Regions from separate parts of the Mus musculus genome. Here region 2 is linked to region 1. A link is a loop called in an ENCODE intact Hi-C map of the cell type or tissue named here. Cell type or tissue: left cerebral cortex. All regions are shown on one strand. Each heading gives the region's core, and the rest is flanking DNA. Links, peaks and the distances in the headings are about the cores only.

The links. Hi-C counts contacts between places; a loop is a spot of excess contacts. Peaks named below come from ENCODE experiments on the same cell type or tissue, not always from the same donor. Only the 100,000 strongest peaks of a DNase experiment are listed, where the experiment ranks them.
Region 2: a loop joins it to region 1, with 7 times the contacts of the local background. A loop is called at or near these places in 2 of 42 quality-filtered maps.

What each region holds. Positions count from the first base shown.
Region 1 is chr15:68,513,019-68,529,249 of GRCm38, reverse strand. No RefSeq gene overlaps it. Among named protein-coding and RNA genes, the nearest start is that of Gm25987, 150 kb to the left of the region's middle. In left cerebral cortex, for the core only: no CTCF peak of the experiment used is centred there; DNase peaks (open chromatin) are centred at 8,615, 9,319, 9,546 and 10,409; H3K27ac peaks cover 2,420 bases.
Region 2 is chr15:68,744,882-68,761,112 of GRCm38, reverse strand. Gm49415 (a long non-coding RNA gene) reads right to left here and starts at 5,827. Exons shown (of 3, transcript XR_003951645.1): 1 at 5,194-5,827; 2 at 4,360-4,472; 3 at 268-1,060. In left cerebral cortex, for the core only: no CTCF peak of the experiment used is centred there; DNase peaks (open chromatin) are centred at 6,082 and 6,486; H3K27ac peaks cover 2,167 bases.

The sequences.
Region 1 (16,231 bases), core at 8,588-11,087:
TCTCACAAGAGACAGCTACATCTGGGTCCTTTCGATAAAATCTTGCTAGTGTATGCAATGGTGTCAGCGTTTGGATGCTGATTATGGGGTGGATCCCTGGATATGGCAGTCTCTACATGGTCCATCCTTTCATCTCAGCTCCAAACTTTGTCTCTGTAACTCCTTCCATGGGTGTTTTGTTCCCAATTCTAAGGAGGGGCATAGTGTCCACACTTCAGTTCAAATTGTATCTTATATCTTGGGTATCCTAGGTTTGGGGCTAATATCCACTTATCAGTGAGTACATATTGTGTGAGTTTCTTTGTGAATGTGTTACCTCACTCAGGATGATGCCCTCCAGGTCCATCCATTTGGCTAGGAATTTCATAAATTCATTCTTTTTAATAGCTGAGTAGTACTCCATTGTGTAGATGTACCACATTTTCTGTATCCATTCCTCTGTTGAGGGGCATCTAGGTTCTTTCCAGCTTCTGGCTATTATAAATAAGGCTGCTATGAACATAGTGGAGCATGTGTCCTTCTTACCAGTTGGGGCATCTTCTGGATATATGCCCAGGAGAGGTATTGCTGGATCCTCCGGTAGTACTATGTCCAATTTTCTGAGGAACCGCCAGACTGATTTCCAGAGTGGTTGTACAAGCCTGCAATCCCACCAACAATGGAGGAGTGTTCCTCTTTCTCCACATCCACGCCAGCATCTGCTGTCACCTGAATTTTTGATCTTAGCCATTCTGACTGGTGTGAGGTGGAATCTCAGGGTTGTTTTGATTTGCATTTCCCTGATGATTAAGGATGTTGAACATTTTTTCAGGTGCTTCTCTGCCATTCGGTATTTCTCAGGTGAGAATTCTTTGTTCAGTTCTGAGCCCCATTTTTTAATGGGGTTATTTGATTTTCTGAAGTCCACATTCTTGAGTTCTTTATATATGTTGGATATTAGTCCCCTATCTGATTTAGGATAGGTAAAGATCCTTTCCCAATCTGTTGGTGGTCTTTTTGTCTTATTGACGGTGTCTTTTGCCTTGCAGAAACTTTGGAGTTTCATTAGGTCCCATTTGTCAATTCTCGATCTTACAGTACAAGCCATTGCTGTTCTGTTCAGGAATTTTTCCCCTGTGCCCATATCTTCAAGGATTTTCCCCACTTTCTCCTCTATAAGTTTCAGTGTCTCTGGTTTTATGTGAAGTTCCTTGATCCACTTAGATTTGACCTTAGTACAAGGAGATAAGTATGGATCGATTCGCATTCTTCTACAGGATAACAACCAGTTGTGCCAGCACCAATTGTTGAAAATGCTGTCTTTCTTCCACTGGATGGTTTTAGCTCCCTTGTCGAAGATCAAGTGACCATAGGTGTGTGGGTTCATTTCTGGGTCTTCAATTCTATTCCATTGGTCTACTTGTCTGTCTCTATACCAGTACCATGCAGTTTTGATCACAATTGCTCTGTAGTAAAGCTTTAGGTCGGGCATGGTGATTCCACCAGAGGTTCTTTTATCCTTGAGAAGAAGTTTTGCTATCCTAGGTTTTTTGTTATTCCAGATGAATTTGCAAATTGCTCCTTCTAATTTGTTGAAGAATTGAGTTGGAATTTTGATGGGGATTGCATTGAATCTGTAGATTGCTTTTGGCAAGATAGCCATTTTTACAATGTTGATCCTACCAATCCATGAGCATGGGCGATCTTTCCATCTTCTGAGATCTTCTTTAATTTCTTTCTTCAGAGATTTGAAGTTTTTATCATACAGATCTTTCACTTCCTTAGTTAGAGTCACGCCAAGATATTTTATATTATTTGTGACTATTGAGAAGGGTGTTGTTTCCCTAATTTCTTTCTCAGCCTGTTTATTCTTTGTATATAGAAAGGCCATTGACTTGTTTGAGTTTATTTTATATCCAACTACTTCACCGAAGCTGTTTATCAGGTTTAGGAGTTCTCTGGTAGAATTTTTAGGGTCACTTATATACACTATCATATCATCTGCAAAAAGTGATATTTTGACTTCCTCTTTTCCAATTTGTATCCCCTTGATCTCCTTTTGTTGTCAAATTGCTCTGGCTAATACTTCAAGTACTATGTTGAAAAGGTAGGGAGAAAGTGGGCAGCCTTGTCTAGTCCCTGATTTTAGTGGGATTGCTTCCAGCTTCTCTCCATTTACTTTGATGTTGGCTACTGGTTTGCTGTAGATTGCTTTTATCATGTTTAGGTATGGGCCTTGAATTCCTGATCTTTCCAAAACTTTTATCAGGAATGGATGTTGGACCTTGTCAAATGCTTTTTCTGCATCTAAAGAGATGATGATGTGGTTTTTGTCTTTGAGTTTGTTTATATAATGGATTACATTGATGGATTTTCGTATATTAAACCATCCCTGCATCCCTGGAATAAAACCTTCTTGGTCAGGATGGATGATTGCTTTAATATGTTCTTGGATTCGGTGAGCGAGAATTTTATTGAGGATTTTTGCATATTCATAAGAGAAATTGGTCTGAAGTTCTCTCTCTTTGTTGGGTCTTTCTGTGGTTTAGGCCTATCTCGTTCCTAGTTGAAAAACCTAACCAGTACAACTGGCTCCAATCTTTCTAGGCCTGTGAGCAGGACATAACATCACACCTTTTCTTCTGCGCAGGCCCTGACCTCCACAGTCGACCACTTCCCATGAGTCCATTCCGATTCTGAATCTCTGAGTGGACTCCAAATCCGATCTGATTTTTTGGAAATGTCCCCCATGGACGTACCCAGAAATATATGTTACTAATTTCTCAAGTACCTCTAAATCTAATCAAGTTAGTAATGCTTACCATTAAGACAAATGAGTTCAATGCCAGCCTGGGATCACATATTAAGACATATCTCAAAAGAAACTAAAAAGATTGATTAGCCATCAGTAGAGAGTCAGAATCTCTCAGCTGAAGTGAGGTCCAGATAGCTGGCTCCCTTAGTATTTAACATCACTGTGTTGTTAACCCCTGTCAGTTCTGTAGTGCAAAATACAAGGGCAGAAAGTGATGGGGATAGAGAAGGGAGGTAGAAAGCTCTTTTCTCCACACTCCACACTCCACCCAAGTTCTTACAGCTGAAGAAGTGGTCTAACAACTGCACTAGAAACTTTTTCATGACCTCCGAAGCATCTAGTTTTCCCCCTTATATTTCTTGACAGTTTCTGAGAAGCTAGGTTGCCCTACAGATATGGAAGATTAGGCTAGCTAACTCAGTAAGGACATTCCATTGTCCTAAGTGAGCCTTTCACCTAAGTCAGGACAGTTTGACTATGTGGGTTCTCCTCAAAAGTCTAGATAATAACAATTTAGCTTTCATGGAGAATAGAAGTAGAAAAAAAAACCCAGAAGGCTGAACAAATAAGAGCAAAAGTCATCATTGCTGGCCTATGAAGAGGACCAACATTAGGATGAAGTAGAAGCCACTAAGGCAGAGTGGAGGACTAGAAGTGTCACTCGGTGACATCACTGAGCTATTTAGGGAGACCTGTGCCTGTGCTTTTCAGTTAAGTGATGAAAACGCTCAACAGGGCTCAGTCTTCTCTTACTTACATCCAGAATTGTCTCCATTGATACGTTCTCCAAGAGTTAAATGGATAAAAGGTGAAAATAAGTAAAGAATCTATGAGGCACATGAGAAAATGTTTATAAATGGTTCTCTGATTTGCAATATTTAAGCATGATGTTCAGCATAGAAAATGGAAAAGAAGGCTTTGGGGCTGAGCATGCCTAACCCTGTAATGAGGTGCTGACATCGTGGGGTGGGGGGAACTATTCTTGTCTCTGGAGGAGTAATGCAATGACTTAATCAGAGATCATGCTCTCGAGCCAGGAAACTTTGGGTTTAGGAGCCAAATCCTCTGCTTATGGAGTATGAGAGCTAAGGCAAGGGACACCTAAGGAATTCTAGAAACTGATTAAAAAAAAAAAAACCTAGATTTAGATTAAGAGTCACCACATTGGAGGGAGAGAGCTCCAAATGGATTTAGACCCTCAGAGCACTCCACATGCTATAACACGCCACAACATTCTACATAAAGAACATTCCTTTTCTCACTGAAAAGGACTAGTCTTCTTGTAAACGGTGTTTTGTGTTTTGACTTCATGTATCAGGTGTGTGTGTGTATACATAGGTATTTGAAGACATCATCACATTCTTTGTTGTTCTTGTTCAAGCCTCTGAAAGCAAAACTGTTGGGGTCAAGTCCTTGATGACACTGCTATTTGCAAGTGAGACTGCTGATAACTAGCCTCTCAGCCTCCTTCTGGCTCCTACTACTACTCTCTTGCCCTCATCTGCCTCTAAACAGAGGAACATGAGTCTCCACCCTCACCAGAGACAGAAGAAAAAAGGCCTGTGACCCAAAATACAAGCCTATCAAACCTTTGAATTCTGGAGGGTCCACTATAAGAAGACTCCATGAGTCAACCTGAATACCCATGGCCATTTCACAGAGGTATCACCTGCATACCTTGGTACACAAATGGTTTACTAGAAATTACTCTATTAGGGACAGGTCACAGAAGAACCAGGTCTTTTTAACTGGAGACTGTTTCAGTATAACCATCCTTTGTCTGCCGTGAGCCTCTAAGCGAGAGAGGAGAAACACAGGGAGTTATGTTGGTGACACTCAGAAAATGAGCAGAAGCAGAGAGTACTATGGGAGACATCAACTTTTTCATTTATTTACTTAACAAACATTGCTTTGAATATCTCTAACTATGCATGAATATAAAGCAGGTCAAGAATCATGTAAAGTTTCATGCAATGAACATTTTAAAATTATTTTTAGAGGTGGTACCCAAGGGGGGTACCAAGGGGCTTCCCCTTCTCTGCAGAGAAAGGGAGGGATAATGGGAGGAAGGGTTTGAAAGGTCAGGCCTGGGAAGAGAAGAAGAAGGGAATCTGCAAGTCAAATGTAAAATGAATTTAAAAACATAAATTAAGAAAAAAAAGAGTGGAGCAGAGACTGAAGGATAGGCCATCCAGAGACTGCCCCACCTAGGGATACATCCCATCAGCAGACACCAAATCCAGACACTATTGCTGATGCAAGAAGTGCTTGCTGACAAGAACCTAGTATAGCTGTCCCCTGAGAAGCTTTGCCAGAGCCTTACCAATACAGATGAGGATTCTCACAGTCAACCATCCCACTGAGCATGGGGACCCCAAGGGAAGACTTAGGGGAAAGGAATGAAGGAGCTGAACAGGATTACAACCCTTTAGTAAGAACAACAATATCAACTAACTGCCCCCCCCCAGAGCTCCCAGGAACTAAATCACCAACCAAAGAGGGACCCATGGCTCCAGCTGGATATGTAGCAGAGGATTGCCTTATCTAGCATCAATGGTCCTGTGGAGGATCGATGCCCCGGCATAGGGCAGTAAGGTGGGAGTGTGGGGGGGGGGGAATGCCTTCATAGAGGCAGGGGAGGGGAATCTGATGGCATTTTCATAGATACACATCGTTGCACACTTTTCTTATTCATCTCTCTCCCACTCTGGCTTCCTGCATCCCCCGGCAGGCATCACTATTGGTAATCTCCTTTCTCTCCCAGTTACTGCATTGCTCTGCCTTTTGCACTCCATTTCTGCTTTCTGTTTTCCCTCCCTTCCCCATTTCTGACAATTTTGTCTTCCACTAAGTGATCCCTTTCCTGTTTTCATGATGTAAGCACACATGCATTCATGCATGCACGTGTATACACATGTACACACACACACATTCAGATTCCTCATACGATAGAAAATAAATAGTATTTCCATTTCTTAGTTTGGCTTATTTCATTTAACAATGGTCATCAGTTCCATACATTCTCCTGTAGATACCACGATCGCATTTTTCCTAATGGCTAAAGAAAACACCATTGTATATATAGCTCATCTCCTCCTTACTCATTTATCTGTTGTTAGACACCTAGTTTGCTTAGCTTTCTTAGTGCAGCAATAAACAGGGAAGTTCAAGTATCTCTTGCACTTGACTGAGAGTCGTCCAATTTTAGTGTTTTGGAGTAGCATCTACACTGACTTCTATACTGGCTGTACCTGTTTGGGACAGCAGCAACAGTGAATAACAGCTCCTCTTTCCCACATCTGCTCCAGAATTTGTTACTGTTTGTTTTCTAAAGGATAGCCATTCTGACGAGGTGAGACAGAATTTTAAAGTAGTTTTAATTTGTACTTTTCTGCTGGCTCAAGATACTGAACGCTTTTTCAAGTGTTTATGGCCTATTTGTGCTTCTTATTTTAGCTGCTGTCTATGCCATTCATTAGCCCATTTGTTAATTGGATGGTTCATTTCTTTGATGTTTAATTTTCAAAGTTCTTCACATATTCTAGACACGAATCTCCTGTCTGATATATAGGTTGTTAATGATTTTTCTCCCATTCTGTAGACAGTCTCTTCACACTGCTGACAATTTTTATCTCTGTGCACAGCTTTGCCTTTTAAATTTATTTTGTAGCAATTTCATATATCTGTATAAAATGCATCCAAATACCTTCACCTCTATTATGTCAACTATCCCCTCTTACTCCCTCTAGCATCCCTCTTCTTTCCCAGAATTCCCCTCCTGCTATCAACACTTTTTTATGACCTACTGGGTTGATTATGGGAGCATGGGTATGGATACTTACTGGTACATGGACAATTTTCCAGTAGTTATACCACTAAAGAAAAATTATCTTCCCTATCTGTCATCTCTCTGTCAACAGCCCCTCAGGGAGGATGGGAGCTGAGGATCACTCTCTCTATCCATGCTGGAATGTTGACAGCTTGATCTTGTGAGGTAAAACACAGTTGCCATTAATTTGTACATACCAAGGCCAGGAGATAGCATTTCATAGCATTCCTAAACATCTTCTAGTTCTTCTGCCCATGCTGTCCCATATTCCATGTTGTTCCCTGAGCCTTGGTGGTGGTGGTGGTGGTGGTGGTGGTGGTGGTGGTGGTGGTGGTGGTGGTGGTGGTGTGTGTGTGTGTGTGTGTGTGTGTATTAAAAACATCACATATAAGACTGAGAGAACTTAGCTTTTCATAAAAGCTCCTAGAAACTAGGAGATGAGAGCTCTCTCAAAAGAAAAATATTTAACTCCAAATCTGGCATTTCTGGAGTGCCATGCTGGACACTGGGACAAGTGTGATAAGTTACTATAAATAGTAATTTAGTGATCATACTGCTAAAGGATGGATATAATAACCCAGTTACTAATTGGTACTATAGAAATAAAGGAATCAGAGCTTAGAAAACTCAGATGGTGAATGGGTAATGAATAAAAAATAAATAAAACAGTACTTCTTTACATCATTTCAAAGCAGAATTAGAGTTCAGTGTGGAAACAGAGATTTGGGAGCCATCATGACCTTCTTGATTTCCTTTGAACTCCTCATTCCACTCTTCATGGCTTCCCAACCTATGGAAGCCTCTGCCAGGCTCAAAATCTCAGTCTTCAGTGATGTCTCAATGCCAGGAAGGGAACAACTACATATGCTAAGCAGAGGCGCTAACCAAGTCTCAAGTGAGCACTATTTTCTCGCTGTCAAGATTTCAGATGCAATACCACTATCAAGGGTCCTTTTTATTCATTTATTCATGTGTCTGTCTGCCCTTGTAGACCATGAATGCCTCCCCATCAAACATTAGGTCTTGTTTACCTCTGTGTTTTTAATTGCATTTGAAATAAGTCTCTGTCTACCTTATAAAGAACATTAGACAGAAATAATGGAAATGGAAAACTGATCCAGTGATTTCTAAGAGCTGTGCAAGCTCCTACGGCTGAGAGTTGGCCACATAACCTACAGCATATCTTCACTATGTCAGGCACATGCTGAACATCCAAACCACATCCCTTCCCCCCCCCCAAAAAAAGAAACATGTGATACCAGAGACTTCTGTACTGTGAACAGGATGCCAACACTCATTCTGTCATGTCCTACAGGCATTACCCTCACACACACACACACACACACACACACACACGTGCGCGCCCTTGAGCCTCAGAAATCTAGAAAGCCTTGTCCAGAGAAACTCAAATAAGGCCACTGTAAGTGTTCATCTCTGATCTAGAAGCCTGGGATTCTTCCGTATATTAGCTGATAGAATTGTACTATATAAAATCCGAAGCTTCTTCCAGTTCCTAAATCCTATGCAGACCAATAGGATGTCAAGCAAAGGCCATCTTATTAATTCAAATCTAGACAAGAAATTATCCTAAGTATAGACATGTTTTCCATTCACAGGAAGAGTTAAGCAGAACTCAAGCTGTTCAGGTTCCCTTCTTCTTGGCCAAGCACGACTTCCTTGCAGAAGACTTGGGTAAGATTTTTTTTAAGCTTCCAAAGAGGCTCAAAAGACTTTTTGGGCATTTATCTGTTCTTGTATACCATATGGTTTGAATTTAGTAGGAACAAGTCAAGAACAGAAGAATAAGTTCTTGTGCCAAGCACTAAGTAATTTATAAAGTTCCAAGAAAATGAATAGTTTAAAAATTGTGTGTGTGTGTGTGTGTGTGTGTGTGTGTGTGTGTGTGTGTGTGCGTACGTGTGTGCGTGTGTGCGTGTGTGTGTGTACACATAGTGGACATATGCAAGAATGCAGTGTATGTTCTGAACGTCTGATGTATCAGGTGTTTTTTTTTACAGAACAAAACATCCTGAAACTTAGTGGTTTAAATCAGGACCTATTCATTCACTTTCATACTATTTTGTGAGTCAACCATTAGGCTCAGGGTCAACTAATGGTTTTTCTAGTTGTAACCCATTCTGTCTCTACTATTTAGACTGCTGTAGGTTATCTTGGCTTTAGGAAGCCATCATGGACCATGACTTGGAAATTTACACCTTTTCATGATGAAGAACTGAAGACTGCTACTAAGGTATGTTAGAGCAGGAAGACCCTATCAGCCTCACTTTGATTTAACCCCACATTTTTAGGCAAGAAAAGGAAAAAAGAAAAAAAAAGTGAGGCTGTTATCCTGTTCTCTGCTCCTCCATTTACAAGGCAGACTTTTCTCAAAAGTCACACAATGAAATGGGGGCAGGGGAGAGAAATAGGAAAAGTATGGTTCCTGGCTCTGTAGGCTAACCACCTTGTGAATCACAGTGTTTCCTGAGTGACCAGCCCCTGCCACCTCCATGGGAGAAGGAAGAGGGCATCATGTATTGGATTTGGCCTCCATCCAGAAAGCTCAATGGACTTAGTTACATATGCCCTCCTCTGACCTCCTTAGTCCTTCAAGGGTAATTAAGTAGCTCAGTGTATCCTCTGCTTACACTTGGTGCTGAAATAATCACATACACCCAAATTGTTAGTGACAAAAACATCCCTGGAGCACGAGTGCACATAATCCTTCCTTAACTCATTTTTAGTTATTGGCAAATGTGATGCTTCAAAAAAATGTCAGGCCCCAGAATAGGTGATATACTCATCTGGTCAGTTCTTGTGACATCCTCAGAAGAAATGTCTTTCCACAGTGGTGAATACAATATAACATCCAAGTATATACACACAGTGCAGAATGATCCTTCTGAAATTGGCAACCCCGAAGATATCTGAAGACTTCCTAAAAGGTCCAAGAAACTAGGAGATAAGAGCCTTCTCAAGAAGAAATAAATTTAACTCCAGCCTCCAAATCTGGCAATTCTGGAGTGTCATGCTGGACACCAGGCCAAGTGTGTGAGTTACAAGGATTAATCCTTAAATCCTCGCCTGAACTCAGGGGAGGGAGGTGCCACTATTATCACTGTTGTGAGAAAATTGAAAAATAAAGGATTAAATAACTTTTTGAAAGACACATAGCTATTAAGTAATCAAAATGAAAGGGTTTAGAGTGCTGTTGTAAACTTTAGGAATGGGTTTTCAGATGTATATGGTTATTATTAAGGCCAAAAAAAAGTAAGAACTCTTCCCTGTTGGGAAGAGTGTGATCCAGTGTGTATTTTAATTTGATGCGTTCCTACACAAATGGAAAATGGCAAAGGATTTTGAGGAGAGGCTACAGCAGTGCTGGAGAAAATATGGCTGTGCTCCTGAGCATGTGGAAACACATTCACAGAGTCTTCTTTCAGGTACTGCACCTCGTCTTCATTTGGTGCTTTTTTTTAAGACAGGGTCTCACTATGTTGCCTTGGCTAGCATGGGACTCCTTATGAAAACCAGACTGGCCTTGAACTTACAGAGTTATACTTGCCTGTACCTCCAGAGTGATTATCAACTATTCTTGACAACACCTCTTAACATAGGCATTTATCATGTCAGCCATTTTTTCATACAAAGGCACCAACAAACCCATAAGGGATCTCTTACGTATCTGTGTAGGCACTGTGCATGACTCAAGTCCTAATCCCATTCCAGTCTGCCCCAGGAGAACTGGCCACAAACTAAAGATGCATCCACTCCATGACAGCTTCTCTTAGATCTGGCCCCATGGAAGCCCACCAGGAATATTCTGATCATACTCCCTGCTCCATCCCAAACAGTCTTAGTTATACTTGCTGTTCTTGAATAGTATGTAGGAGTGTTCTCTTTCAGTTTCTAAGAAAGTTCTGTTTAGATGAAAATCCCAATGTTAGCTTAGCTATGAATAATGCCTCCCTAGAGTCTGTACTCACACAAAAGATTCCTTAATGCTATTTGCCTTCCCCTCCACTCAGGGATATTATTGGAGAGTAGGAAGTACAGGTGAGAATAAATTTAGGACAACACCTGAGGATAAATACTCTAGTCCACCCACTCTTACCTCCAGCTCTACATAATTGTGACAGAAGGTTCTGGAAAACTGGGTATAAGGTTCTGGAAAAATGGAAGCAGAAAAAAGGGAAATGCATAAAACAGACTAAATTTCCAAAGTCATGTGGGAGTTCTGATCCTACAGATGGCCTATTACTGAGATCACCCAAACGCCTCAACAGTCAAGCCATTTTCCAAGACCTTCCAGCACCATCTTAAAATTCAGAAGCAACTTTTCTGAAATATCTTTTCTAACATTCTGTTCCTTAAGTTGACAACTGAAAAAAAAAAAAAAAAAGACTAGAGGAAGTAAGCAAGATGGCTTTGCAACCCCAGGGCAACTATTGTACTAGACAAGCTGCATGGATAGAAAGATTGAAACTAAGGTTAGGCCGACCTATGGTAAATCCCAGCCCTACCTCAAGCGGGCTGTGTGTTCCAATAGGACCCGTCCCTCTACCCGCACACACACCCCCATTCAAGGAAAAAGACCAAATTGAGATTGGATGCTATTGTTCTAGGAATTCTCATGTTTATCTGACCAGAACTTTATTTGATTATAATTTTATATGGTGGACAAGTTTATCCCCGTGACAAGTTCATGAACAGTGACAAGTGAGAACATCTTGCCATACTTGATCTGTCAGTTTCAGGGGTCCTGGTCTCACAAATAGAAGTCAGACAGCTCCCCTTGTTTGTTTGCAGGATGGATATAAGAATGATATTGTTTTCCCCTCACTATCTCCCTTTTATTTTTTATCTTGGAGATATTCGGGGTAGAGAGCCATATCTAGTTAGGTGTCTTTTAGAGAGGCATTGGGCCAGTCTTTGGAACTAGGTCACTCACAGAATGCCTACATGCATAGATGTGGAGCCTTCTCTGATTATTTTTAGGCTCTTTGCTTCAGTATCTGTCTCTATAAAGTAAAGACAACACTTGCTTCAAATGAATAGTGTAAAAATTAAATAAAAATAATAAACACAATTACTGTCCATCGGTAATTCCCATATGCTCCCTTCCTCACCGTTGCCAGAACGCTCAGGATCACGTTGGGATCCTTCAGCTTGGGCCTCAGATATTCCATAATTCATGCAAGTCTCTCAGACTCTACAGAGTCAACCCAGTATGGCTGACTTGGAAGTGACTGGAATCCAGAAGACACAATGGAAGTGTGTATGGTTTCTTGATGCAAAAGGTTTAGAATCAACCAATATCATTTCAGTCACATTCATGAAGTGAGAGAAGAGAATCGTGAATATTGAAGAGTAGCAAGATCTAAGTTGTGAGAGGGCAAGAATTGCAAGAATTGGGATCATCATGTGCAATTAGTCTATTCCTTAGCAGCTGTTGTCCCCTTAACTCACATCATCACACACAGCTTCAATCCCACACCATACTAGGATCAACGTTGGAGCTGGGTTTAAGTTAAGACAATTCTACTTTAAGAAAAACAACAGATTTGATGAAACCCGCAAAAATCATCCGTAGGCAAACCTCCTGACACCTGCTCATGGTAAAAATGCCCTCTCTTCCCCTCATTATCCATGGTAATGGTAAGAATGCCGAAGGGGTGTCAACAGCTTGATTTTAAAACTTCCTAAGTTTGGTTCTTCAAGACATAGAGCTGCCTCCTTAATTAGTTCTAATTAGACTCATGGTTCATGTTAGGTCGCAACAACCCCAAAGTTGGGTAATTTAAGGATCCACAAATCAGTTGCATAAAGCCAGCCTCCTGGTTGCCTGGAGGTTGGTTGTTCTCTCTCCATCTCAGTTGTCAGGTAGTTGCCTGAACTCCAAACATAGGTTGATCTAAAAGAAAGGGGGAGACTCTGAGCACCATGCAGGCCTCAGGCCTCTTCACATGAACGGTATTAACTTCCTTCACTTCTGGAAGAGGACAGCACAGGCTAGCTTTAAAAGAAGGCCTCTGGCATCTTTGTATCTGAAATCTTTGAGGCACCTATACTTTGTTACATCAAAGACTTATTGCCACAGGCACCCAACTCAGAAGACCTTGAAGACCATCTGACCAAGTTATACCATTTTAGAGAAGAGATGGATAATTAAGGACCAAGAAGCAAAATGTTGCACCCAAGGATACACAGCAAATGGAATCACAGGTAAAGCTAGAAACCAGATTGAAGGTGCCACAGTCACCAGTCGGACTTAGGTGTAGTCACAGCTTTCCCAGACACAGCTGTGTGACCTAAGACAAGAAACTAAGTTCACTGATTCTCCTGCTTTCAAAAGGCATGGTTTATTTTTGTTAAGGAGTCATTGTAAGGCAGCACACATCTTCTACCATTTTTCTGGAACATAGTAGGTGCTCAATAGGTATGTAAAGATAGAGAAGGAGCTTAGAAGAGAGCTATAGGTATTTTCTAAATAAAACCAGACAACAGTGGCTTTTCCTACCACCCATGAGTTCTTCCACTGAAAGGCAATTTTCACAGGGAGCTGACATAAGGTTGTTCTGTATTTTCAGAGCCTGGATAAGAGGACAATATTCAGCCATGTCATTGGAACAGTGAATTATGCAGGTACAGTTGGTTCATTCTTCCTGGAGAAAGTGAGAAACTCAGAAGATTTACAATCAATGAAGCTCTTTCTCCCTCTTTCACTAGATTAGTGCTTAAATAAGGCAGGCAAAAGACTTAGAAAGTCTGGGTTGGAGCACCAGGTCTGTCACCCATGGGGCATGTAGTCTTAAACATATCATTTAACTTTCTTGCACCACTATTTTCCACTTATGCAAGGAGGGTGATATAAATATGACTTCCAACAAAGGAGAATGGATGCTTGTTTAACACCCAGGCTGACACAGCCTGGGTACCCGTCAATAGGAGCTGCAGCACAAAGAATTACAGCCTTGCTTCCTAGACTCCCAAGGTAGGCTGAGGCCAGCTTTTCAACCTGGCATCCGTGGGGAGCTCCTCTATGGAAACAACCACAAACGGACTCCAGGAACCCTCCCAGCTATCTTGCTGTGTCCGCCCCAGCTCCAAGACACAGAAACCAAGTCCATTACAAATAAAACAGTGGTCACAAGTACATCTGACTCAGGTCAAAATATAGGAGACAATGCAGTGCCAATGGGCATTTAGTTGGGGGCCTGGGGCATTCTTATATATCATGTGGCCAACTCTCCAGAGTCAAGGATATGAGAAACCATGTTAGTGATGACGCTTTCTCAGCTGTGCCGACCAGCAGGAGGCAGTATCCTAATCCACGGCTTTACTTCAGTGACTCTGGATCCCTAGGTTCTGGTAATTTATTCCCTCTTTTCTTCAACCTTACCCTACTTTCTTTGTTATGTTTTCTCTTTTTTTTTATTAGATATTTTCTTTATTTACATTTCAAATGTTATACCCTTTCCTAGTTTCCCCTCCAAAAATCCCCTATCCCCTCCCCCCTCCCCCTGCTCACACCAACCCACCCACTCCCATTCCTGGTCCTGGCATTCCCCCATACTGGGGCATAGAACCTTCACAGGACCAAGGGCATCTCCTCCCATTGATGACCTACTAGGCCATCCTCTGCTACATATATAGCTAGAGCCACAAGTTCCACCATGGAACATCAATATTATGTTTTCTCTTTTTCATTGTTCACCAAACCCAGAATGAACTTGCAAAAAGGCATCTTCATCTCCATTTTAAATGCAAGTAGATCATCTCTGGAAAAGGAAGCCATGTACCCAGGGTCTCATGGGTGTCATTAGTAGTTGAGTGACCTTTAGTCATGCATTATGTGAGACCAGGGCCCCCTCTCTACTACACCAGGGCCCTCTACAGAAGGTTTCTGCTTCCTTCATTCTCCAACCCTGTCTTCCCTCAAAGAAAACCACCTAGACTATCCCCTTCAGGTTAACTCTCAGAAAAAGAATTATGAAGTCAAAGTTCATATATAGTTTTTACAGCTATGGCCTAAAATGTGTGAAGGTAAATCATCCCGAGTCTTAGGCTCAGGGAAGAAGCATGAGTTGCAAGCCCACAAGCATTGTAAGTGAGGGATCAGAACTGTGGACAACCTTCTAATCCCAATGGCCCTGTCCAAAAATCTAGGGCTACTTCCCCAGCATGAACCCTACAGCTGTTCACACCAATGCCAGAAGCCTCCTGATGATGCTGTGACCCCAAAGCCATCCCTCAGGCTCATGCATGACAGCTCCCAGGAAATAAGAAATGGACAGTGGCATGTTGGTGGAAACAAGTCACAGCAGGGAAATGAGGCTCCATGGAATTAGGTCCTAGATTGGCCATGGAAGATCCAACATCTAATAAGTTCTCTGCTTTATAGTAAGCCCCGACGGCCTCAGGCAACAAGGAACAATTATACAGTCTACACACCACATATTCTCACAGAAAATCCTGTGCTTAGACTGGTGCTACTACCCCCTTTACCCACTTATTTTGTCCTGGCCTTGGTTTCATTATCTGAAAAATGAGGTAAGAATAACAGGTGGTTTATTGTCACAAAGATTAAATGAGATAACATATGAGAAAGTGCTGTGACTGTGCTCAGTATGTCATTAAGGCTAATAAATATCACTATCACAATGCTTTACAGTTTACATCCATTCTTCACATATATGACAATCACAATTTGGGTAAGAGGCAGATCATGATGACCTATGTCTAACTCCAGATGATGTATGAAAAGGAGAAAAAAAGATCAAGTCTGACTCCTCTGGCTTTCTGTGGACTTACCTGTGCTTCTTGAGTGGCCAGATATCTCTGTTTGCCAAGAACCTTGTTGGCTAAAGCCTAATCACTCCCTCCTTTGCTCCCAAGAGCTTAGCAGCCTACATCACAGGCATAATATTCCATTGATAAATTGTCTCAGAGTCAAGGGGGGGGTCCCCCCTTTTTGTTCTTTAACAATTCCATACTTGTAAATAATGAATTTTAGTCCTTTTTACCCCTTACTCTCCTCATCCTCCGCTCTCTCCTGTTGAGATCCTTCTACTTCTTAGCCAGTCTCCCACCTTCTTTCGTGTCTCCTTCCTGCATGTGACCTACTGAGTTTAATTAGAATTGCTTGCACAAATGTGAGGCGAAGGTTATTTACTGAAGCATGAGAAACCCATACTTGTCTACACCAATGAAGAAAACGGTATCTCTTTGCCCAGCAACAACAACAAAATAAAACAAAACAGAAGCAAGCAAACAAAAAAAGCCAATAATCTCCCAGAGGGAAGTGGGACTTGATAGCTCCTCCCCCATATTGGAATAAATCTCGTGTAGGTCTTGCATAGAGATCCACAACTGTACTGAGATCATGGGTACAGTGGTCAGATCATATCCACAAGAAAACATTTTGCTAGATATCTCCATACCCTCCGGATCGTACAATGTTTCCTCTCCCTCTTCCAAGATTAGAGCCAAACATAGACTCAAAACATGATCAAAAGCTTGTATTCTGTAATCTGAGTGTGTCAATGTTAGCTGGGATTTCAATCTCTGTGACCTTCAAGAGCCTTATCTAAAATGAGGACAAATTA
Region 2 (16,231 bases), core at 5,294-7,793, 240 kb before region 1:
TCTTCATACAATTTTTATAGTTTTATCAACATTTGGGTCAGTAAGATCTGTCTGTATTAGTTATTCCATTGTGGCCAAAGCCAAATGTATTCCTCTCTCTCTTGTCCTGACATTATCTTGTTGTATGACCTTGCTCAAATCAAATCATCTGCTGTGTTTTCAGTTTGTTTGTTTACAAATGGAGGTCAACATATTTAGACTCCAAAGTCAATAAGAGTTGCCTTCTGGGATATTTGACTCATATCTGAACCTCCATAGCTTAACATGATGCCTCGCTTGTAGAAAGGTGTCAACACTTGTTCATTATTGAATTGTTTTAATTCACCACTTTGCCCATTCATTCCAGAAAGGTTACTAATTGAACACTTCACAGAGACATTGCAAAGAATATACCAAGTAGAATCATTTATGTAATATGTTCAGTGCAAAACTTTGCTCAGACTAAAAATGTAGGACATTATAAATATTTTAAAAATCATTGCTATATATAATTGGAGTATAATTATACTTTCAGAACTAAGTCTTACAGAGACAACATTGAAGGAATAAAATTAATAGCACCAACCTGCCTCATGTTATGTCCTTACTGAATAGTATGTGAATGTCCCTGCTAACCTAAAAGGGTATGAGGTCAGCTTATCCACATGACTTATTCTAGTCCCTGGAGATACTGTAAACAAAGTGCTCTTGATGTGATAGGCAGAGATCTGATTGGCTGGCCACTGGGTATTTGTGTTTTCATCGAGGTTAGGTTAACAGGCTAGCTAGGTAAATCTGTATACCCCTGAAGGATCAGCGTCACTGCTCAGAGTAAAGAGTCTCTCCACTTAGATAGTTTGTAAACAAGCCATAATTTCTCTCCCAGTATGAACCACAGCTGCAGCAGAGAAGACAGAAGAATGAAGAACAAGAGAATGCCAGATAGATGAGGCTCCAGGGTGACATGTATGCCTCTGCCCTCTGGCAATGCAGCATCTGTTTGATTAACATTATCCTCTTCACAGTCTACTTTAGCTTCCACAGTGCTACTCACATTGGTGACCTCTGTCAATACTGCTGCCTGTTAATGGACAAATAACAGAATTGTATGTCATCATTTTACAGAAAAGAAATTAGAGCCAGAGAAAAACAATGGGCCTAGGCCAAGGAACCAAAACCCAGGAACTTGGAAAAATCTAGTTGGGAATGCTCAGAATAGAGCATTTTCACTGTTTTCATGATTTAAAAGCATGAATTTTACCCCGGATGTTGACCATTGAGCTGAAAAACAAGGCCTTCATGCAGAAACCTGAGCAAGTCAAAAGCAGTAGAGCCCAAGGAATCAACAAGCCCAACTTTCTTAAAATACAGAAGGTAAAACAAAATGGTCTCTTCACTTACTGAAATCCAACAGCCAGTTTGCAGTAGAACCTATTCTGTGCTCATATATCCCAGTATGCATAATGCGTATATCCTCACTCATGCTGGTTCTGTAAAAGCCTTTCTGGCCTCTGGCTTTACAAAATCAAAGAGAACAAGACAATGACAGCTTTGGGACATGGACACAGCTCAGCCCCAGACTCTGGGACAGGCTGTGGGTCAATTTGACAGGTTACTATCAAAGAGGGTCTTTATGAAGGCAGTGCTTTGAGCCCCCATCAGCACCATGGTTAGTTCCTCTACCCTTAAGCTGAGCCAAGCTGTATTGATCAGGATCAGTTGGGAAATAAATTACAGACGTTGATCTATAAAGAAATTCAATCTAGAGATGGAGCAAAGTACTGTCAGTATTCCTTATTAGGCATTTCACACCACAGGCTAACCGACACAAACAAACAGGCCCCAAACAAAGGCAGGCTTTCAGGGCAAAGATAAAAATGACAGTATAGTCAGGGAACACAAGTCCAGCAAACATGGTAATTGACTGCTTTTTAATAACCAACAAATGAATCCTCTAATGGTTCCTCTGAGAAGTGAGATTAAAAGAAACTGCATTAACTGAGAGGAACCAAATGAACTTAAACTTCAAACTTGGCTCTTATAGCATTCATAAGAAGAACATGGGATTCTATCAGAAAGTATATTCTACCAAGAATACAAACTTTCCTTTCTTTAATTAGGAGGGAGAAGGGTTGAAGAAATGGGGGGAGTCTTCTGGGTAAGAGAAAAACAACAAAGAGATCGACCCTCAATTTCAAAATTGCTTAGCAGAAGCATTTTTAATTGCCACTTTTGTTATAAAAGATTAAAGGTAGTTATGTCTTCGTGCAGCTCACTTAAAGCAATCAATACATTCCTCAGTAGTTATGTGCAAATCAAATTTTTGTAAATCAAATCCAATTTTAAATGTCCTTAGAGAGCACCATGTTTCAAGGAATCCCTTTAGCAAATCTTTTTATAAGACCTAAAACTATACCCTAATTTATTAGTTTAATTTTTTTCAGATGATGATAAGTCAAGACAATGAAATGTTTCCCTCACTCTGTGTGGAGGAGAAAAGGATGGAAAATGAAATGGAAGCGAAGCATCTTAGTGAACACAGGATAATGGCCAGTGACCCCCCCTGGTGACAGGTTTATAAGCATCATAGTGAGCTTCTGTGACTTCTCCATTCACAGGAAAACACTGAGCAGCAAGGAGTGTTTAACATGAAGACAATGAGAGATAGAAACAAGGGATTTCCTAGACAGAATTTGAAGCTCTGTCTGCTCCAGCCTGTCTCACAGGTTCTCCTTTGAGACATTCCAGAATAATGAATATTTAGGTAGACCTTAGTAACCGCTTGAATGTATTGTGGCATTCATTCATAAATTAACTCATTAAATATTTATTGGGCCTTAAATTCAAGGGGGAACTAGGTTTGAGGGAAACAGGAAAAACTTCACACAGTGTTCACTTTATAGAATTAATCTCCCTGGAAGGGTAGACATAAATAAGTACTAATGCAGACAATGAACACAGGCAATGGATATTTTTGCAGTTGTGATACATTCTAGGAATTTTAACTCTTTCAAGCTCTATGAATTAAGATGGGTCTTCCCAAAAGCTCACAGAGTGAGAATTCACTTCCCAATGCATAACTCTAGCTGCAAGGGGACTGGATGCTTTTGACCTCAGTGGGCACCCACACTCACATTCCCATACTTACACATGTGCACATATAGCTAAAAACAAATGTTAAAAACTAACAGTGAGGAAAGTAGAAAGAGGCTAAGACAAAGAGAAAACACTTAGAGCTCAGTGCATTCCAGTTTGTAAACTCCACATAGGTTTGAAAAGCTTACTCTGGCTTTGTTGTGCAAAAAATAGTAGAGGGAAAGATTGGAAACAGGGTGGAGTCAGGGTGGAAGATGCTCGTTGCTTAGGCCAACATGCTGACCATAAAGAGAGACAGAAGTAGGTTCTGCTGGAAAGCTATGGGGAGATGAGCTAACAGAACTGAGTGGCTGGCTAGATGAGAGTGAAGAGAAGCATGATGTGATGGTTAATCTTGATTTTCAACTTGATTGGATCTGGGATCAAAAAGGGCAAGATTATAACGAATCCCCCCACCCCAGGCCATCAGCACCAGTTTGCGACTGTTGAGTCATCCAACTGAATGGAATGAGTAGCTAGTGGACTCTCAGGCTCTCTGGTGTGAAGACAGCCAATGTTGGACTACCCAGTTTCAAGATATTTCTTGAGCCAGTGTAATAAATCCCCTTTACAATGAATATCCTTTCAATCCATTTTCTTTCTCTAGCAAACCCTAGGTAGCAGAGAGGGCCTCTGCATGTTTGCATTAGAAAAACAGCACTGGTATTCACGGCAACTGAGTGCATCCAGGCAAGAGTAAGCTGGGATGGAAGTATTTGGAATAGTTGATTATTGACATGTTGATGTGGCTTGAAAGCAGTGAAGATGGTTAGTAACTGAGTTATTCTAACCCAGCAGACTGTCTTCATTCTACAGGAAGGCCAGAGTGCCACAGTCCTCCAGTACTGGTTCTCAGTTAAAATATATAGATTCAATATTCAGAGAGAACAAAGTTATAGCAGAGCTAAGGTATTAGGGCAGTAAATGGTCATTAGGTAGTAAGGCATGGTAATACATCTCAGGGGCTGAGTGACAAGAAGCAGTAGTCATAGGAATACAGCTGGAGTTTAACTCCTTATGTTCTCACCCAGTGGCTTAGGCTCTTATGATTATGCCATTGAGTTAATGATAGCATACAAGCAATATAATTGACCTTTGATGCCCACAAGGACTCTAGTGGGTGGCAATGTAATGCCACATCAGAACTCAGAACTTTGGAATAAGTGTTTATAAAATATTAAGTTCCAAGTCTATTTAAGGCATGTAACATACCAGACAGGTGTGATACTCGGCACAACTACTCACCATTGCTGTATTAGGCAGCAAAAGGATGGTCTGGAAAGATGATAGCTGGCGTTTAGTTCTACTTTGTTAGTCCATTAATCCATCTCCTTGGGTTGCCCATAACCAAATGGTACCTGCAACATTAGTGAAAGCTGTTAGGATTAATTATAGGCCCATGTACATAAACCGGGAAAATCCAAGTCAATCCTAGAAATGAAGCAGTTGAAACAGAAGTGCCCTGTTTCCTCCAGTTGGCCAGTGTGAATAACCTCAACTAGGAACTGCCAGTGTAGACACAGACATTGGCTACCAGGTCAGGGGAGGCTGTTGACAGTGAGACAGTATATACGCCACAGCACATCGTGCCACTTACTGTCCTTGACTTAACTCCTTCTGGAATCATTTTGCTCTTGGTTTTTATCTGGGCCTGTAGTTTTTTAGTTTCTATTCAAAGTAGTGACTTTGTCACCTGAAATTTGAAAATCCATGGCCAACTTTTTTTTATTAGATATTTTCTTCATTTACATTTCAAATGCTATTCCAAGAGTCCCCTATACCCTCCCCCTGCCCTGACATGGCCAAATTTTATGCGTGTGAAATTTCATTTTTCTTGCACCTTAGTGATCAAACTACATGCATAGAATTGACATTTCCCTGCCCCTTGGAATTCCTTCTGATGCCCAATTTCCAGGAATGGAATCTACAGATTGTGTGGTCACACTGAAATCTGTAGATACAGGAAGATGGGTTACAGTAAATGGCACTCTCAGAATGACAAGGATCAGAAGAAGACAACACAAGCAGATTGTGGTACTGAATTATGGCAATGTTGAAGCACTAAGAAGATGAACTTACCTAACCAGGTGTCTTCTATCCACAGGAGAGAGGCATTCTCTTCAGACTGAATGCCAAAGTTACATAAGCTATGTAGAGCAACGGGCACATGCCATACTATTTTAAATTAAAGATTCTCTATTGCCCAAAGGCCATGTTTGAGACACATGTTTGAAACAAAAACTACAGGAAAAATGACTTAAGTAGATTTGAAATATCTAACAGTCTATACTCCAGAAATACATCTATTAATTTTACATATGTGCATCAAAAATTCCAGAACAACCTGAAGTGGTATATAGACTTGAGGAAAAATAAATAGTTGACAGGTCTTAGTCTTGTTAAGCCTTCTCAGAGTCCTTTCCTTGGAGGCAAGATTGGCTTTTGATTCTGGTGCCGAGGCTTCATACCTAAGGTGAGGAATATGTTAGCTACTGCAATGGAAAGGAGGGAGCAAGCATGCAGCCAGGCAGCACCTTGTAGAGCAAATAGGGAACTGACATTCTAGAGTCTAAAATTAGAAATTACATCATGCTCTGGGGATTCCATCAGACTGGTATTTGCTGCATTGTCATCACTTTCTGAATAGTCTTAATATTCAGGAAATAATATTCTCTGAGGAAAAGCCAGCATCAAGGTCAAGGTCTTCAGTGTGTCCTGTCTCCCTTCCATTCTGCCACTTCTCCTTTATCACATCTTGCCAAAGCTATTTATGTCTGTGGAGAGTTAGCAGGAAGATCACATATTGTACAGAGAATGGGGTGTTAAATTTATGCAAAGGGAAGCAATGTGTTGTGGCAAAAAATTATTTATTGCATGGCATCTCCCTTGAGGGTTAGTCTCTTGCTAGAGTTTTAAGGATGGCAGCTCTATATTTGTCTTGTGGCAGAGCCATCCTCCTGCCTGACGCCCACTGCCAGTGCCAAGAGCATTTATGTAAAGTCGTGATGCAAACCTGCCACCTTTGGGAGGCACGATCTGGTCTAACAGAGTGTGTTTCCTCAGAGTCACTTGTGTTCTGAAAGGGGTGCGTTTTCAGCCAGCAAGGAGGAAAGATGAGAAAAGTGTTGGGAATCCTGGAATCATCACACATTCCAGTAGACATTTTGTTGAAGTCTGAGGATTTTAGGAAGTGGTGTGCTGTCATTTAGTAAAAAATAATTTAAAAAAAAAAAAAAGCTACATGCCATGTCTAACCCTTGCTAGTATGGGTCTTGGAAAGTTAGTTGACAACTATGAGCTTCTTGTCTGTTGCTTAAATTTGAATATGAAACACACTTCCAGGCTCATGTTTTTAAGGTTTCTTCCCAGCCAGTGGTGCTATTTGGGGAGATTGTGAAAGTTTTAGGAACCATGTAGCAGCTTGTGGAAGCAGGTCATTGAGAGAGAGCCTTCGAAGATTTCCTTGGCCCCCAACTTCTGCTGCACTCTCTGCTTCCTGGTCTGGAGCTATGTGAGCAAGTCTTGACACAGATTTCCACTGCACTGAGCTCACCTGCTCCACCATGCCTTCCCCACCACCATAATGAATGAAGCCCTTTGAAACCACAGCACAAGCAAACCACCCCTCCCTTACACTATCTCTGTCAGGTCCTGCAGTCACAGCCATGCAAATGATAGGGAAAGAGCACTCCTTCTCGTCTGTACTGTGCTGTGAGAGGTGAAGCTCTGTGTCACAGGAAGATGCTAGATTTGGGTTCATTTCTCCTTCCACCTTTAATAATATTAAATACTAATGTAAAGATGATCTTCTCCTAGGAGCATATGACTAACTCTCCTTAAACAGAGATAGCAAATGCTTGGTACACATATCCACACCTTCCTCCTTCCTTCCTTTCACCCGGCATTTCTTTGACTATACTTCTCCTTGAAGACATTTCAGGAGTCTTCTTGACACGGTGCTTCAGGTGATCACGAAAAGTCGGAGGAGATATAAAGTCAAGCACTTCTCCATCTGTGAGCCACATCATGTTCATAAATTATTCTGTTGATTAGTACATCAGGAGCGTGCAGATGGTTTTAATGTACATTAAATGTACAAATGGCCCTCTAGGTGCTTAGAGGACAAGCACTTGTGAAAGATGTGCCAACATATTCTGATTCACACATTGCAATCACAGAATATCGATCTCTGTTTTGGACATTAATATCCCACAGCATATGTTCTTAAGAGGACAACTGTGTCAGCTCATCTTCAGCTTCTCTGGCATGTCCAGGGTCATTGCTGCTTAGGAAGGCAGTATGCATCAGAGGTGAAGGAGCGAATTTTATGGTAAGATCACCTCTGCTTTGTCTAAGTTATATGAATCTGGCTAAGTTAAATAAGCTTACTGAGCCTCGGTTTCCCAATTTGTACAAGGAACACAATGAATGCCCAATGCCAGGCCGGTTGTGAGGATTCTAAGAGATGGTTCAGGTAAAGGACAGAGTAAAGCCACAGGCTTCTTATCTTCAGCTGTGTTTATTATCATTACTCTCATTGCTATCATCACTATCATCATCATTGTCATACCCAATAACATCAAAACAATCAGCACTAATATCACCATTCAGTTCATTATTACCATCTTCACAATCATCATTACTGTCATCATTATCACCAGTATGACCATCATCATTACCCTCATCACCCTCGTCTGGAATTCCATACAAAATGGAAGATTCCAAGAAACCGAAAATAAGTCTACAGAATAATAAAAAAGAAGCTGGGAAAAGCAATGCAACAGAGCACTTACTTGGCATATCCAAGTAGTTCAGACAGAGTTGACAATGTAGTTGATGATACTATAATTCTCACATATTGGCTTCCCTGTCCTTGGAAGCTTCTTATCCTGATCACCTTATGGTTCCTCCCTCCCACTTACTCCACTAGACCAAAGTAAAGCATTTGTATCACCATGGACCTCCCACCGAAGAGCAAAAGCAGAGGCTCAGGTCATCAGGAGCAGACATAAATAAGCAACAACAACAACAAAATGTTTCTTATTGGAAATCACAGTGATCTTGGGTCTGTTGTTACTTTAATAGAACTTGACTGGGCTAAGGTGTTGGTATTTCATCCTTATGACCCATAATCATTAGCCATACAAAGGATATGAAAGAGTTCCTTCTCATATAGAAATTTACTCTGTTAATAACAGCTATATGGAAAACAGAGAGGAATGCCTCAGAGGGTACTGCACTCCATAGCAAAGGAACTATCTAGAAGATGTATTCCTGTATTCACATCTCCTCAGTTTTTAGGAGGAAGTGGGTCAGAGATCATCATCAGGACCAGTCATTGAGTTTAATGTGCTGATATTTACTAACTCAGGGAAAAGATGTATCATACACATTGTTTTCAAACATACTTGACCACAGAACCCAACACATCTCACCAGTAAAATATCACTATCACTCTGCAAAGAGCACCACGTGGTAAAACTGCTTTTTATAAAACATATTTCAAGAAATGCTGTGTTGACAGCCTCATGACTGGAACTGGGTTTGGGTGACATAGTATCTCAGAGGGGTTTTATAGCTCTAAGGGCTTTCTGGGTTAGTCATGATCTGAGCCCTTAAAGAGGATGCCGAAGATGCATTTGCAGTATGGAGGCACTGATGTGCTGGTTACAATGGAGAATTTGACACTCAGGATGAGTGCATCTGAATCTGGCTCCCCCCCCCCCCTTTTGACTTTCTATTTTATCTTGAGAAGCTCAACTCATCTACTGCTGAGGATTCACATCCTGATAATATGTCTAATCCTTTTTGCAAAGCCCATATCCACATCTTTTAGTACTGCCTTTGCGCAATCTTCCTACTTTTACAAATCTTACATACTGGTGAAATTCTGGATTTTCTAGCTCTGTTCAGCAGATATTCTTATTTTTCCCTCATAGACTTTTATCTTTTGACTCATTGACTATTATATTCTTCAGATTTATCTTCCAGCTCTCTAGTCATCTTCTTCAGCTGTGTCTAGCTTGATATTTGACTAACATGGTAGATTCTTAAATTCAGGAACTCAATTCTTACTGTCTAGTCATTCAAGTTTCTTTTTCTGTAAAGTAATACAGCTTTCTTTAAAATGTCTTATTGTCTCTTTATGGTTACTGCTTTTTTGTTCATTTAATTAATAGTTTTAGAATATTCCTTTTGTGTAGTCCCTTTGGACTGTTCTGTTGTCTCAGTGTCTTGGAAGTGTTGGGTCCCCTGTTAACCATGATCATTGAAATTCTCCTGTGGTAAGCCATTGCTCATGTAATTTGTACGTGCTTTTGGTTAATTCATCTTCTGAGAAAGCTAATTTTGTCTTGTGGGAAATGTATGCATTTGAGGAGTAAATCTGTGCTTCTAAGCACTTTGTTTTGTCTCTCATCAAGGGCTGCAGGGATGCTATAACACAAGAATCATGTTTTATACTAATATACTGAGCTGAGATTTCTGAACTTGCATTATGGAGTCCATTTTCCAAATTCACCTGCACTGAAGGGTTGGATTCCGCCCCCATAGAGCACTGTTTGAAGAAGTACTTCCTTTTTAATTCCTACCTTCATAATTGCATTTTTCTATTCTATTTCTTATTAAGGATTTAGGTTCTATTCTAAATTTCAGCTTTCTATAGCCTCAGTTAATACTTCTTGCCTATCATAAAGTGTAGACTATGTATATGTGACATTACCAGGCTAGGCAAATTAAATGTATTTTCTATATTCATTGCTGTCTTCTCTCCTCCAAGGGTGTCACACTCTCTCAACTGATTCTCTATTGTGCTTAGTAATTTTCCTTACTTGGAAACTAAAGTAGAGTCATCCACTTTATCTTTTAAAATTATTATGCTTTACTCATTAATTCTGTTAATTCATGATATAGCTTCAGCATATAAGATTCTGCATTATCTCAGACTGTATACTAGTCAAGATTAGAACAATCTACTCATTAGTCTCTTATAAAACTGGTTCAACATTTTGTAATTCATTGGCTAATATTATGATAAAATAGATCATTATTTTAGTGAATTCAACACACTGTAAAGTATTAAATGCTCAATAAATATTGGGCATTATTATTTTGCTATTAAATACATAAACACTTGGAAAGTGTTAGAAGATATTTTAAAAAACAGTAGTGGTCTTTTCAATCAATGATTTCTAGTTTTGTTTTTGTCTGTCTGTCTGTCTGTCTGTCTGTCTGTCTGTCTGTCTGCCTGTTTGTTTATTTGTTTGTTTGTTGGGTTTGCTGTTGTTGTTTTGTTTTGTTTTTACCTAAAGACAGAGTGGGATCCTGGGAAGAGTCATGGGCATTCTTTCTCTAACACCTCTGAAGTCTTGAGCACAGACATGTGTTTGAAATTGTGTAGGTAGATTTCAGTGGCCAAGAACTGAGTGTGCAAATCCACTACTTTTCGTCAGACCAAACAAGAGTTGAAGGATCTGACCTTAGGGATTTTGTGAGTAATAATTAGACACAGAGGGACTATGATAGCAAGAGAAATATCAGTTTGAAAGAAGGGTAGCAGAGAAGGATCTGTGTTATCAAGGCAGCCTATAAAGGAGCACAAAACCCACCCTGACTTGGGAGTCCTGTGGATTCTGATCCTCACTCCCCTTCTCTCTGTGGTCCTAGCTTAGGAGCCAGGAAAGAACTTGGGGTAGAAGTAAAGTTGGGCCCTTGCATTAGAAGCATTAGAGACCATACACAGCAATAAATGGGCATGAAGAGAATTAGTAGGTCTTACTTAGCCATGATCCTTGGCACCCAACACACTTTCCCAGCTACTGATTAAGGCAACGGTTATTTCATTGCTACTGTTCACCAGATAGACACTCTTGAGCCTCCATCTGAGGTTCGCTTAGACATTCACTTTGAGGGCCTGGCTTCTGTATAATGTTGGATTTCATCTCTGGTTCTAAATGATATAACTTGGTGGTGCTTCAGTGTCCATTTCTCTTTTCTTTCAGCACTCTGAATTCTGAAAGGCAATTTCCCCCATGTCCTCAACTTGTATTTAAGCCACAACTCATTATATTCCCCCCTTAGGTTTTTTTTTCAATTTTTTATTAGATATTTTCTTCATTTACATTTCAAATGCTATCCCGAAAGTCCCCTATACCCTCACCCCACCCTGCTCCTTTACCCACCCACTCCTACTTCTTGGCCCTAGTGTTCCCCTGTACTAGGTCATATAAAGTTTGCAAGACCAAGGGGTCTCTCTTCCCAATGATGGCAGACTACACCATCTTCTGCTACATATGCAGCTAGAGACTGGGGGTACTGGTTAGTTCATATTGTTGTTCCACCTATCAGGTTGCAGACCCCTTCAGCTCCTTGGGTACTTTCTCTAGCTCCTCCATTGGGGGGACCTGTGTTCCATCCAATAGATGACAATGATCATCCACTTCTGTCTTTGGCAGGCACTGGCATAGCCTCAAAAGAGACAGCTATGTTAGGGTCCTTTCAGCAAAATCTTGCTGTCATATGCAATAGTGTCTGCTTTTGATGGCTGATTATGGGATGGATCCCTGGGTGGGGCAGCCTCTGGATGGTCCATCCTTTGGTCTCAGCTCCAAACTTTGTCTCTGTAACTCCTTCCATGGGTATTTTGTTCCCCATTCTAAGGAGGGACAAAGTATCCACACTTTGGTCTTCCTTCTTCTTGAGTTTCATGTGTTTTGCAGATTTTATCTTGGGTATTCTATGTTTCTGGGCTAATATCCACTAATCAGTGAGTGCATATGATGTGAATTCTTTTGTGATTGGGTTACCTCACTCAGGATGATACCCTCCAGATCTATCCATTTGCCTAAGAATTTCATAAATTCATTCTTTTTAATAGCTGAGTAGTACTCCGTTGTGTAAATGTACCACATTTTCTGTATCCATTTCTCTGTTGAGGGACATCTGGGTTCTTTCCAGCTTCTGGCTATTATAAATAAGGCTGCTATGAACTTAGTGGAGCATGTGTTCTTATTACCAGTTGGAACATCTTCTGGATATATGCCAAGGAGAGATATTGCTGGATCCTCCTCTAGTCCTATGTCCAGTTTTCTGAGGAACTTCCAGACTGATTTCCAGAGGGATTGTACAAGCTTGAAATCCCACCAACAATGAAGGAGTGTTCCTCTTTCTCCACATCCTCTGAAGCACCTGCTTCATCTGAATTTTTGATCTTAGCCACTCTGACTGGTGTGAGGTGGAATCTCAGGGTTGTTTTGATTTGCATTTCCCTGATGATTAAGGATGTTGAACATTTTTTCAGGTGCTTCTCAGCTACTTGGTATTCCTCGGGTGAGAATTCTTTGTTTAGCTCTGAGCACCATTTTTTAATGGGGTTATTTGATTTTCTGGAGTCCACCTTATTGAGTTCTTTGTATATATTGGAAATTAGTCCCCTATCAGATTTAGGATTGCTGAAAATTCTTTCCCAATGTGTTGGTGGCCTTTTTGTCTTATTGACAGTGTCTTTTGCCTTAAAGAAGCTTTGCAATTTTATGAGGTCCCATTTGTCAATTCTAGATCTTATAGCACAAAGCATTGGTTGTTCTGTTAAGGAATTATTCCCCTGTGCCCATATCTTCGAGGCTTTTTCCCACTTTCTCCTCTATAAGTTTCAGAGTCTCTGGTTTTATGTGGAGTTCCTTGAACCACTTAGACTTGCCCAAACTCATTATTAAACCACTTTTCCTCCATAATATTTGAAGCCTAAAGAGGCTCTTCTCTGCCTGAAGCCTGGAAGTCATGTCTGGATAGTGTGGCCCACTATGAACATTTAGGGCTTAATCTGCCTCTGAACTCCAGTAAGCTAGTTCCCCATACTCAATCCATTCTGCTATCTTTGCAAAGATATTCAAAGGTCTTTGAATTCTGGACTTACTCCTGTTGACATTTTACAATAATGTATTCTTAGAACAGATTCTGTTGGAATCAAGAAGAAGACAGGATAAAATCAAGAGCTTGGCAAGAGAAGGAATCCTTCTTAATGTAAATGACCCAAGTTTATGGGAGTTCTTAAATGTAAGTCTAAAGAAATTTCTCTGATTTTCTATTTTACCATTTATTTATTTATACTGACATTCATCTACTGGTTATTATATTTATGTGTGTCTGTTTACATGTACCGAAATGTTAGATGCAGGCACATACATTGGCCACCATCTACTAATGACTGTACAATAAAAATGCACCAGGGCTTTTAGTGGAGGCCTGTACAATAGCTAAGCACACAAACAAGTCACAAGAATTGAAACCTGAGCCAATTTCTATGTTCATGTCATGTTTTGTCTCAGTCATGAAGATAATGTAGTAGAAAAGGTGTATAGAACCAAATCAGAGCCTTCACCTTTGTTCTTCCTTGTAACTTTCAAAGGCTAGGTTTTTAAAAACAGATTAGATGTTACCAAGACATGTTAAGTGTTTAGGAAGGAGGGGATGGATTACTCTGAATAGAAAGGACAAGATGAATTTGGAATATCTGGAACTGCCTGATAGAAAAGAGAGAGGGCCCTGGGTGTAATGGGAAGAAATCAAAGAGGGAAAAATTCTCCCAGAGAACCTGTAGAGAACAGAATTAGGAAAGAGAAATGTGTAACAAGGGATATTTTTTTCTTAATTTTGCTGAGGATTGTGCTTTGTAAGTTTTCTCCATTGCATAACTGTCAGCCCACATTGTTCACTAATGGTTTGGTACGAGTGGAGTCTTCAGGGGGGAATGGAACAGCTGTTAAAGTCTGCAGTCAGGTGGGTAATGAGATAAACTAGAGACATTGCATGTGGCCAGTACGTTTGAAGGATGGGCTTATAATTGACATATGGTTTACATTCTTTAATGCTGTGTACTAGGGAGAAGTTAGATGAAATCTCATACTGAGGCACACCAAGACGTCTACTCTAGCTTATGCCAAAGAAAGAAAATTGATGAAACTGCCCAATGTGTTTATCTTATAAGAATACAAGTTCCTTCACCCAAAAGTTGCAGAAGAAACCTAAGAGGTAACTCATCAGTCCCCACTAGGTAGATCAGACTCCTTTTCCTTCCCCTGTAATTGGCATCTTCAACTTTTCCAATTCTTCTGTAGAGTGTTACAGAGAGACTACAGATAGACTTTTCAAAAATAATGCACATCTTTGGGAGAAACTTTGATCTCTAGATTCCCGGTTAATGGATACTTGTTATAGTTTAACCCTCAATGGTCTGTGTGCAGACTGAGTTCCAGCAAAATGGCAATGAGAGGTGGTAAAATTTTTAGAGACGGTGTTAGTTATAGTTCTGCTGCTGTAACACATTGTCTGACCAATGGAACTTGAGGAAACAGGTGTTTATTTTGTCTCACAATGACAGAGTGCAGACCATTATGGCTAGAAGGACATAGTGACAGGAACATGAAGCAGCTGGTCACATTTTGTCCAGTCAGAAAGCAGAGAGATGACAGCTGGTATTTTGATCACTTTCTTCTTTTTCTTCTTAACTGCATCTAAACCCCTGACCCATAGAAGCAAGCAAAAATGTGATTGCTATTTTCATTAAATAGTCCATAGAATAATGCCACCCATGCTTTCATGGGTTTTCCTGCCTCAAAAAACCCTAAATCTAAAAACGTTCTCACAGACATGCCCAGAGGTTTGTCTGCTGGGTGATTCTTGATCCTGTCATGTTGACAATCTATGTAGATCATCATGGAGGTGGGGCTTAGAGAAAGAAGTCTGGGGCTTGTGAGTACCACCCTGGAGGCAGAACAATGCACAAGTCCTGGGAGTGCATTAGGTCCTACAGGATTAAACTGAAGGCTGTGAGAGATGACTATAGCATCATTTGGCTTTCTCTGTTCATTCTTGTTTCCTCTTTCACCAAGTAGCTGTGCTTCTCTTCTATACACACCACTTTTGCATGTGTTCCAACAATGTGATGCTTAGCAATGTTGCAATGACTGTATAAAGGCTCTTGCTAGATATACTGCCGTCTTGTGAACTTTTAGCCTTCAAAACAGTGAGCTAAATAAATCTCTTTTCTCTATAAATATTGATCTCATACTTTTTTGTTGTTGTTATATCAACAGAAAACAGACTAAGAGAGAGACAAACCAGAGATGAAGTGAGGCTTTCAACTAACAGCAAGTATTATACTCCTAAAAATAAATGAGTGAATCCATTTTATGTTTTTCAACCCAAGCTGCCTGCACTGACATCATGTGAGACATGGATGAAATATTCTACTTAACTGCCTCTAAACTCCTGACCCATGGAAGCAAGCAAAAATGTGGTTGCTAGTTTCTTTTTTTTTCTAATTTAATTTTATTTTTAATTTAATTTTTACAATCCATATTCTATTCCCTGCCCCCCACACACACACCCTGTCTGCTCCACATCTCAACCTCCTCCCCAGCCCCACCCCACCTAACCTCCAAACTCCCTGGGGCCTCCAGTCTCTTGAGGGTTAGTTGCATCATCTCTGAATGAACACAGACCCGGAAGTCCTACATCACTACATTGCCATTAAGCCCCACATGCTTTTCTGCATAAGCATCTTTTTTTTGTTGTTCTGAGTTATTCTTCCCGTTAACATGGTTTGTTGTCATCTCTCTCTTGCCCTTGGAGAGGGAGGCTCTGAAAAGTTTACTGAATAGGCTCATTTGGGGCCTGGTAAATCAAGAGTTCAAAGGTTCCTCCTGATAATGAGTTTGAAGAAATTGAAATAACAAAATACAAACTCTAGGGAGTTGACCTATATTGTGCAAGCAGCTGCTGGTTGAGGTCTTTGTCCTCTTTCCTCAGAGGATAATTAGTACCTAAAGTTATGAAGTGCCCTTCACACAAGGATGCCAGACAAGACCCTTCCTTGGGACATCACAGAGAAGGTGATCTCCAAGGAAGTCTAATTAAAAATGTGTTTGCTTGTAAGCAGCCAGCATTTGGTTATTAAGATACCTGTCAGCACTTACGAGTTTGTCTTCATAATAGATTCTTTTTCATCAGAAGTTCATTCATCACATCAAGGACTTTAGGCTACAATTGACCTTCAGGTACAAATACCCTGGGATAGATACATGGCTCACAGGATATCCTACACAACTATTAGAGGGTT